Regions from separate parts of the Mus musculus genome. Here region 1 is linked to region 2. The links are chromatin loops, found by intact Hi-C in ENCODE. Cell type or tissue: heart. All regions are shown on one strand. Each heading gives the region's core, and the rest is flanking DNA. Links, peaks and the distances in the headings are about the cores only.

What was found. Peaks named below come from ENCODE experiments on the same cell type or tissue, not always from the same donor. Only the 100,000 strongest peaks of a DNase experiment are listed, where the experiment ranks them.
Region 1: a loop joins it to region 2, with 2.8 times the contacts of the local background. A loop is called at or near these places in 1 of 42 quality-filtered maps.

The regions. Positions count from the first base shown.
Region 1 is chr11:121,663,004-121,667,393 of GRCm38, forward strand. The region is part of intron 3 of B3gntl1 (UDP-GlcNAc:betaGal beta-1,3-N-acetylglucosaminyltransferase-like 1); the gene reads right to left. It also overlaps the pseudogene Gm18479. Among named protein-coding and RNA genes, the nearest start is that of B3gntl1, 8.0 kb to the right of the region's middle. In heart, for the core only: no CTCF peak of the experiment used is centred there; no DNase peak of the experiment used is centred there.
Region 2 is chr11:121,351,509-121,355,883 of GRCm38, forward strand. Wdr45b (WD repeat domain 45B) reads right to left here and starts at 2,939. Exons shown (of 10, transcript NM_025793.3): 1 at 2,719-2,939. The coding sequence starts at 2,785. In heart, for the core only: a CTCF peak has its summit at 2,345 (motif pointing left); a DNase peak (open chromatin) is centred at 2,963; H3K4me3 peaks cover 2,593 bases; H3K27ac peaks cover 2,074 bases.

The DNA of each region.
Region 1 (4,390 bases), core at 143-4,142, 310 kb after region 2:
AGTCAGTGCAGAAATCAAGCAGGCACCTAAAGCTTAAACCTTCGAGGGGCACTACCTGCTGGCTCACTCCCTGGTTTATGTTCAGCTAGTTTCCTTCTACAGCGCAGGACCACTTGCCCAGGGAATAGGACCATTCACAGTGAGCTGAGCCCTCCTCCAGCAATTACCAACCAAGGAGATCCCTCACAGACAAATCCTTTAGATCAAACTGATCTGGGGAATTCTTCAATTGAGAATCCCTTTGAGGTGACGCTAGGCAGTGTCAAGTTGACAGTGAAAGCTAACTAAGACAGAAGGAAGCCTCAATGTTGCTAACAGCTGGCTTGTTGTCAGAAACCAGAGGCACGCGTCACAGAAAGAAGACTGTCACCCAAGATTCTCATTCTAAAAAGTGAAAGAGAAATGAAGGCGTTCCCAGATAAACTAAAGTTGAGAAAATCTGTTGATAGCAAATCAGTCTTAGAAAAATCCTAAAGTTCTTAAGGCTGAAAAAATTGGCAAACTCTCAATCCACTCAAAAGCCACAGCACCAGTAAGGGCTGAACAGGTAAGTATAAAAGGTAATGTGAACACATAGCTTTTCTCCTTTCTTCTACTAACTGACTTAGATAGCAACTGTGTAAGGTGCCAAGTAGGGAGGGAGGTGACTCACATGTAGGTTTGTGCCCCTCAGAACCCATGTAAGAAGCCAAATGAAGAACCTGGCTAGGTATACTCACTAGAGTGACATAATCTCTTAACCGTTCATGGCAACCTCCGATGCACTGCTATAAAACCCAGGAAAGGCTGAGCAACCTGGAACTCCAACTACTTCCTTAAGATAGCCTAATATTTAGGTAATCATCCAAAATGCTTCATTGTGGGGCAGAAAATGGGGGCTCCAACAGACATGCATGTTATTCCCAGGGAAGTCTGTGGTGCTCTTGGCCAAGAACAGTGCAATGCCCAAAGACATCCCAAGGGCATCTGGAAAACAAGTCAGCTCTTGAGAAACAGTCGCTTCATTGTTGGAGAAAATTGGGCTTTGTGTTAAATAAGAAAAAAAGACCTCAATGAAATGGAAGACACGCTACTGGCCAATAAGATGCAAGCTGCCACCTGCACTGGCACCACTGCCCCTGTAGAGTTATTGTGGTCCCAGGACACTGGTCTTAGGCCCACGAAAACCTCCTTCCTCCAGGCTTTAGGCCTTAACACTGAAATCTCTGGGGGACACGACTGAAACGCTAAGTGATATGCAGTTGGGTTGATCAAACAGCAGGTTGATCAAACAGTGGCAGCGTGTACAACCGAGTGATTGATATCACATTAGGAACAGTATTGTTGCTTCTATGGGAAGGTTTTTATGTGATGTTTGCCTCAGTGCTATGCAATGAGTACAAGCAGGTCCTGGCTTTGTCTGTGGAGACTGAGTAGACCTTCCCTCCTTCTGAAAAGGTCAATTCTTGACTGACCCAGCTGCATTTGTGGCTGCTATCCCTGTGGCTTCTGCCATCAACTTCTTGCTGTTGCTGGAGGCCTAGCCAAGCCTACTGCCAAGGAAGAGAGGGAGGAGTCCAATGAAGAGGAAGGATTTGGTCTCTGAACAATAACCCACAGCAACCAACTCAACCAGTTTTCTAAAATAAAGAAAGCTAGATGCAATGGTGTGTATCTATAAACCCAGCACTCCTATGGCCAAATGGGAGGCAGTGAAAGGAGAATCACCCAGAAGCTTGTGAGCCGGCCTCATTGCAGTGCAGGTGAGAACCAACTCCTAAAAGCTGTCCTCTGACCTTCACACCAGTGCCATGGCAGGCACACTGGCTCTCAAAACTCTTCCCCAGGGCTGGCGAGATGGCTCAGCAGGTAAGAGCACTGACTGCTCTTCCAAAGGCCCTGAGTTCAAATCCCAGCAATCACTGGTGGCTCACAACCACCTGTAATGGGATCTGACGCCCTCTTTTGGCGCTGTTTGAAGACAGCTACAGTGTACTTATGTATAATAAATAAATAAATCATTCCCCCACCTCACTCAAACATGGGCAATGGCATATGACAATATGTAAACAACATATTATTAATATTATAACCTATAGAAACTATAGCTGTTGGGGATCAAAAGATAGATGGCTCAGCCATTCAGAGTACTGGCTATTCTTGAAAGGTACTGAGTTCAATTCCCAGCACCCATAAAGTGGCTGACAACTGTCAGTAACTCCAAGTCTGAGGACTCTGGTGTCTTTTTGTGGCCTTTGATGGTACTAGGCATGCACAAGATACCCAAACATACATGCAGGCTCAATGTCCGCACACATAAATAAAATGAACTTAAAATTGTTATAAAATTATCCTTCAAAAATAAAGGAATCAAGAAATCCCAAATAAACAAATACTGAAGACGTTTGTGGATTGCCCACAGGGACAGAGGGGAATCCTGGGTAAACAGGGACTTGAAGCCAAAGAATGGGAACAGATAAAGCTAGGGAGCAGGCAAATATAAAAAAGACTGCACTGTCATGTTTTCATCTGTATGTATTTGCTACATGTCTTAAAAGATAACACATAGGACAACATAATCTATATCAACAGGCACAATTTATAAACGTACCTCTATGGACACACAACAAAGATGTAATTTTTGTAACATCAAGTAAGGAGTTGAGAGGTGTGAGGAACTGAAGCTAAAACGCTATTAATTCAACTTAGACCAATGGTGAGTGACTATTATAATCCCTGTATTAACTAATTACAAACACATAGAAAGGGAATAAGGGAATCAAACATAATACCAAGGAACAAGTAAGCAAAAGAGAGAGAGGACACTGAGAAATCAGAGCAGTTGATAGCAAATGTCCTCCTTATCGGTGAGGTACAGTTATATTTAAATGGATTAAATTCTCCAATTAAAAGGTAAATAGTGGCAGAACAATTAATTTACTTGTTTACTTATTTAGGTTTTTTCAGACAGGATTTCTCTGTGTAGCCCTGGCTGTCCTGGAACTTGCTCTGTTCCCATGCTGGCCTCAAACTCACAGAGATCTGCCTGCCTTTGCCTCCCAAGTTCTGGGATTAAAGGAATGTGCCACCACTGCCTGGCTAAGGCAGAACAATTTTTAAAACTGTTGTTCATTAAATTATATTCATTAAAAAAACAATAGTGATATATTATTTTAAAATATACAGTTAATATATTTAGAGTTATTTAAATTTTTTATGGAGAAAAACGTATGTATTTTCAGTATTGCTGTAGACAAGCATCTACATAAGACTGTTCAATTGATTGTTTTGTATCAAACAACTTTTATAATACTCATTTTTATTGTTAGGATATTTTATAAATTTTAAAGAATATGATTAAAGACAATAGGTATGGCAGCTATTAAAGGGAGGAGGTCTCTGGGAGGAGTTGGAGTACAAAAGGGAAAGAAAAATGTGATGTGAGTATGTGAGTCTATTTACTCAAAATAGGTTGGTTTTTTGTTGTTGTTGTTGTTGTTGTTGTTTTGTTTTTTTTTTTTTTTTGGTTTTTCGAGACAGGGTTTCTCTGTATAGCCCTGGCTGTCCTGGAACTCACTCTGTAGACCAGGCTGGCCTCAAACTCAGAAATCTGCCTGCCTCTGCCTCCCGAGTGCTGGGATTAAAGGTGTGCGCCACCACGCCCGGCCTTCAAAATAGGTTTTTAAACATTAACAAATTCAGATAAATTGAAATTATGTATCTTTTCTCATCATAATGCAATAAAACTTAAATAAAAAGAATTACTCATCTAGACAGCTTACATCTGCAATCTCAGATTTTGGAGAAACTGAGGCAAAAGAATCCCAAGGTCAAGGCCAGCCTGAGTTACACAGTAAGACACTGTCTGAAAACAAAATAATAATAAACTAAGAAATGACTCCTTTAAATGTTATAAGAGATCCAAAGGCACACAGTGAGCTGAAAGACTGTGTGTAAAAAATATCCGAGGTACACTAATCACAAAGAAATCTGGGTGGCTGTGCAAATACCAGATAAAACCAACTTTATTCCTAAATGATTTTAAGAAACGAGTAAACAAATAAAATCCAACATCATTATACTGATAAAAGGATCCATGGATCAAAAAGACAAAAATTATGACCAGAGAGCCTCTGAGTAAATGGAGTAACAAAGTAACCAATATAGCTAGATGAGAAAAAAGGGAAGACTCAAACCACTGAATTGTATCACTACTAGCCTTGCCAAGGGCTCAAAGGGCTAAGGGTGTCAGAAACCTGAGTAAAGCCGAGAAACTTCTGACATACAAACCAAAAAAGTAAGGACTCAGGAACAAAGGGAAGAAAGAAGCCCAGGATCCAATGGCTTCACCTGTGAATTATACCAACTAAGAATTAACACTAGTCCTTCTTAAATGCTTCCAAAACTTAGA
Region 2 (4,375 bases), core at 1-4,000:
TTTAACACCAATGGCAGCCAGTCAGTGGTGGCACATGCCTTTAATCCTAGCACTTGGAAGGCAGAGGCAGGAGGATCTTTGTGAGTTTGAGGAAATCCTGGTCTACAGATTGAGTTCTAGGACAGCCAGAGCTACAGAGAAACCCTGTCTCAAAAAACAAAAACAATCAAATCTAGAAATCAGTATATACAAAACCAAATTGTGACTGACTCAACTGTTTGATGCGAGTTCATACTATAAGGCTTAACTGCAGCCAGAAACTGCATTAAAGTCTGTCTCGTTGAAACAGGGCTTCATGTAGTCCACGATGACCTTGAACTCTGGATCCTCTTGCCTCCACTTCCCCAAGGCTGAGATTACAGGACTATATCACCACTCCAGTTAAGGGAAGTACTGGAGCCCAAACCTATATGACCTCATGAAAGCTCCATAAACTGGGCTACATTCCTGTGAATGTCTGAGTTAGAATGGCCCCAATCAGCTCATGGTTTTGAATACCTGTTGCCTAGTTGAAGAAACTATTTAGGAAAGATTAAGAGATACGGTCTTGATAGAAAAGGTGTGTCGCTTGGAGCATGCTTTGAGGCTCCAAAAAGTTCACACCATTCCCAGTCTCAGTCTCTGTTTCTTGCTTGTGGAACAGGTGTAAGCTCTCGGCCACTGCTGCAGTGACATGCCTGCTTCCCCGTTGACATCACGGTCATGGACCCTAACCCTCTGAAACTCTAAGTTCACAATGAACTCCTGTATAAGTTGACTTGGGTCATGGTGTCTCATCACACAGAAAAGTAACTTAGACAATTTGCTAGCTCAAGAGCTATTTTCTTTTTCTCTGTCTGTCTGTCTGTCTGTCTCTCTTTCTTTTTGGAAACAGGATTTCTCTATGTAGCTCTGGCTGTCTTGGAACTTATTCTGTAGACATGGCTAGCTTCAAACTCAAAAGAGATCTGCTTGCTTCTGCCTCCCCACATGCTAGGACTAAAGGTATGTGCCACCACACCTGGATAAAAGCTAATCTCTCTCTCTCTCCTCTCTCTCCCTCTGGTTTTACAAGACAGAGTTTCTCTGTGTAGCCCTAACTGTCCTGGAACTCATATGATGTCCATGAGCCTCTCAGCCCCCACGTGCTGATGCTACATGCGCTTGCTCCTTCACAGTTCCACAATGGGACCAACCCTAACACTGCAACCAGGCCTGGAATCCCGTACTGCTCAAGGCCACCACACTGGAGTCTAACTGCTCTCTTCCCAGAACTGTCTGTGCTTCCACAGGACAATAATACTTTTGCCTATCTCTGTCCGATCTAAAGGAAGGCTTTCCACACTTGTAATGGGCTATGCACATTCTCTCCCTCTTACCTTGGTTTACCTTGGAAATGTTATAGCTTATAGCTATCCTACAGGTTCTGATTATAGTGAACGCATCCCTCAAACTTCTTCAAATGCCTAGCACATGGACTCTAAGAGAATATATGCAAATGGGATGCACAATAGCACTACCTACTTAAAGCACTACCTAACTATAGTCTGTAATAGTAAGATCCCCACCTCAAAAATAAAAACAGCCAGGTGGTGAACATTTTTAAGGAGGTTTAGGGAGTTCCAGGACAGCCAGAGATACACAGTGCCAATTGTCTCAAAAATAAAAATAAACATAAAAATCAAAAAAACTCATCTTCTTAGCCAGGGGCAATAGAGTGAGCATGCAATCCCACTTGCTCCAGGGACTGTGAAGGGAAGATTCCTGGAGCACAGCTTAAGATAAGCTTGAACAGGAGAGCAAGATCCAGTCCCAACAATAACAAAAATCAAGTTAAGTTCACTTTCCAAGACAGTAAGTCATACATTTGCTACAGCACCTCGAAATTTTACATACGGAAAGCTAAGATGTTATAACTCTTAGAAGCCCAGAGTATCAGCCTTTACCCTTTTCCCTTGAGGAGATTTAGAAAAGGGAAGTTAGCTGACATAGTGGCACACTCCTTTAATCTCAGCACCCCGGGAGGCAGAGACAGGGTCAACAGAGTGAGTTCCAGGACAGTGAGGGTTACGCAGAAAAAGCGTCTCGGGGATATAATCCCCACTAAGAGGGGTTCCCGCCCATTATCTTGGAAGCAAGAATACCTTCTCCAAGACCCCAAACTCAAGAGGCAAGAGGCAGTCACGGGAACGCAAATCATGTAAGTCCTTTCATCCTACAGAACAGAAGAAAATACCAGAGGGGAGGGAGAGGCGTACAGCTAAGACATCAAGGCGAAGAACCTACACTCCACGAAGGTGCCAGCCGCAAGAACCACGACAAACTGCCGCCCCGCGACGGGCAGGTCCCGCTACGCCACCCGCTGGCAACGTAAGCGCTGGAGACCCTGACGCCCAGCAGTAAGCCTGCGGGTTCTTAGGTACCCGGTAAAAAAGTGGCACTGCCCGCCGACCCGGGCGGCGGCAGCGCGCGGAGGGGTGGGGTGGGGTGGGTGTTTCTCCCCGCTATGGGTGCCCGGGCTGGAAAGGACCGCGGGGGGGGGGGGTCCTCCCTACAGAGCGGTTCGGAGATTTCCTGAAAGAGCCGCCAGAGTCTGAGCTCTCAGGGCGCGACCGAGTCTCCGGTTAGGGTCCGGGGGACGCTCGCGACAGCTCCGGGGCCCTGCGGTCGCGGTAGCGTTGGGTCGGGGTCTCCCGGAAGGGCTGGGGTGTTACCACGGAGCTGGGCCCGGGGTCTCACCGTGGTCCTGGTTGAAGCCGGCGTACAGCAGCCCGTTGCCGTGAGGGTTACACGGCAGGAGGTTCATGGCGCCGTCGTAGGGACTGTGGCTCCTCAGCACCGCATACCGCTCGCAACCAGGCGATCTCTCCGGTCGCGCGGCGCTAGGGCCGCCGCGGCCGGAAGCCAGGGTCCTGGGGACTTGCGTCGTGCGTGTGTCGTCAGTGCTGCGTCATCAGTGCGCGCGGATCTGTGGGCGCGCGTGCGCGCAACCAGCAAGCGCCGAGGGACAGACGCGTCCACTGCAGGGAAGTAGGTGGCGGGAAGTAGGTGGCGAGGGCTCGCCGGGCGCGTCCATAAGGGGCGGGGCAGGACGCAGCCGAGGGGAAGCTGCGGAGAGAGCTGGGTGCCCCGCACTCACACAAGCAGGGCAGGACTGATGGGACCAAGGACAGGGCAGAGAAGAGACTGCGCCAACGCTCCTGCCCACAACACAGTCTCCTGAAACCCTCACCGCGTTCCCACGATACACATCGTGTTCGACCAGAAGCAGCCTTCGTGTAATGGTACCTGCATTTTCCCCGAGAGACAAACACAGACAGACTATCCCCTATTTCTTCCCGAGCTTTCCCAACCATCTGACACGTCCTCTCACAGACACAAATTTCCAAAGAGACATAATAGGACATAACCTCACAGAAAAGATCCCCAGACCTCGCGACTGTTGTTTGGGGTGCTCTGTTTACAGGGGTCTGGGATGGCTCTGGAAGCTGGTGCTTTCTCCTCTCTACTACAATTCATTCTCTGGTTCCCTCTCTCCTCACTGGCTTCTCCCCTTACCTGTTTACCATCCTTTCCCCCAAATGAAGACTTGTAGCGTCTTAGGATTCAAGAAGCTTAAGCAGAAGGACCCTAGTCCCACACAGCCCACCATTCATCCCATCAGCACTGAAGAGGGGAGGGGAAACCACTTCAGGGACTGTCCTTTCATCTCTCTAGTTATGAACCTAAGAAAGGGCAGCTGAGGCATGAATGTTCAAGCCCTAAACGGTCTCACCATCTGTGAGAACATTTGCACAACAATAAGGTGGCTGTGAAGGTCCTGGCAGGATGTCTTGATAGTTGGCCACTGTCAAGGAGGCCTTGTTCCTTCGGGTTTCACTGGCTTACACACTCACCTGCCTCTCTGGATATCTATTCACCTCATCTCCACAGGGCTGGATGACCCCAGCTTCAGGCCTTCAGTGGCTCAGATGGCTACACTCCTGCTTCTCTAAGGACATTGTTATTATGTATCTGGAGACTCAAAAAATGTTAAGACATTGTAAATCACTAATAAAAACTTAGGGTATCCAAGCTTTATCTTATTTCAGTTTTCCTGTTGTTTAATCTCTCATAGGGTCTAGCTTCCTAAGCAGCAGGACCAGAAGAGAGACCTATACTTGAGCCTTTATAACGCCAGAATGTTGTGGTGGCTTTGTTTTGGTTTTTGGTTTTTGTTTTTTTGTTGGCAAGGAGTGACAAGGGCTTCATCTCTAGGGAAATGTCTGGCCACAGCTCTAACAAACCTCTGACACTTACCAGGAGCCACATGAGAGCGTGTTTCTTTCAGTACTTCCACTTTATCTTGTTGAGACAAGGTCTCATTCTCTAACCCTGGAACTCACGATGTAGCTCC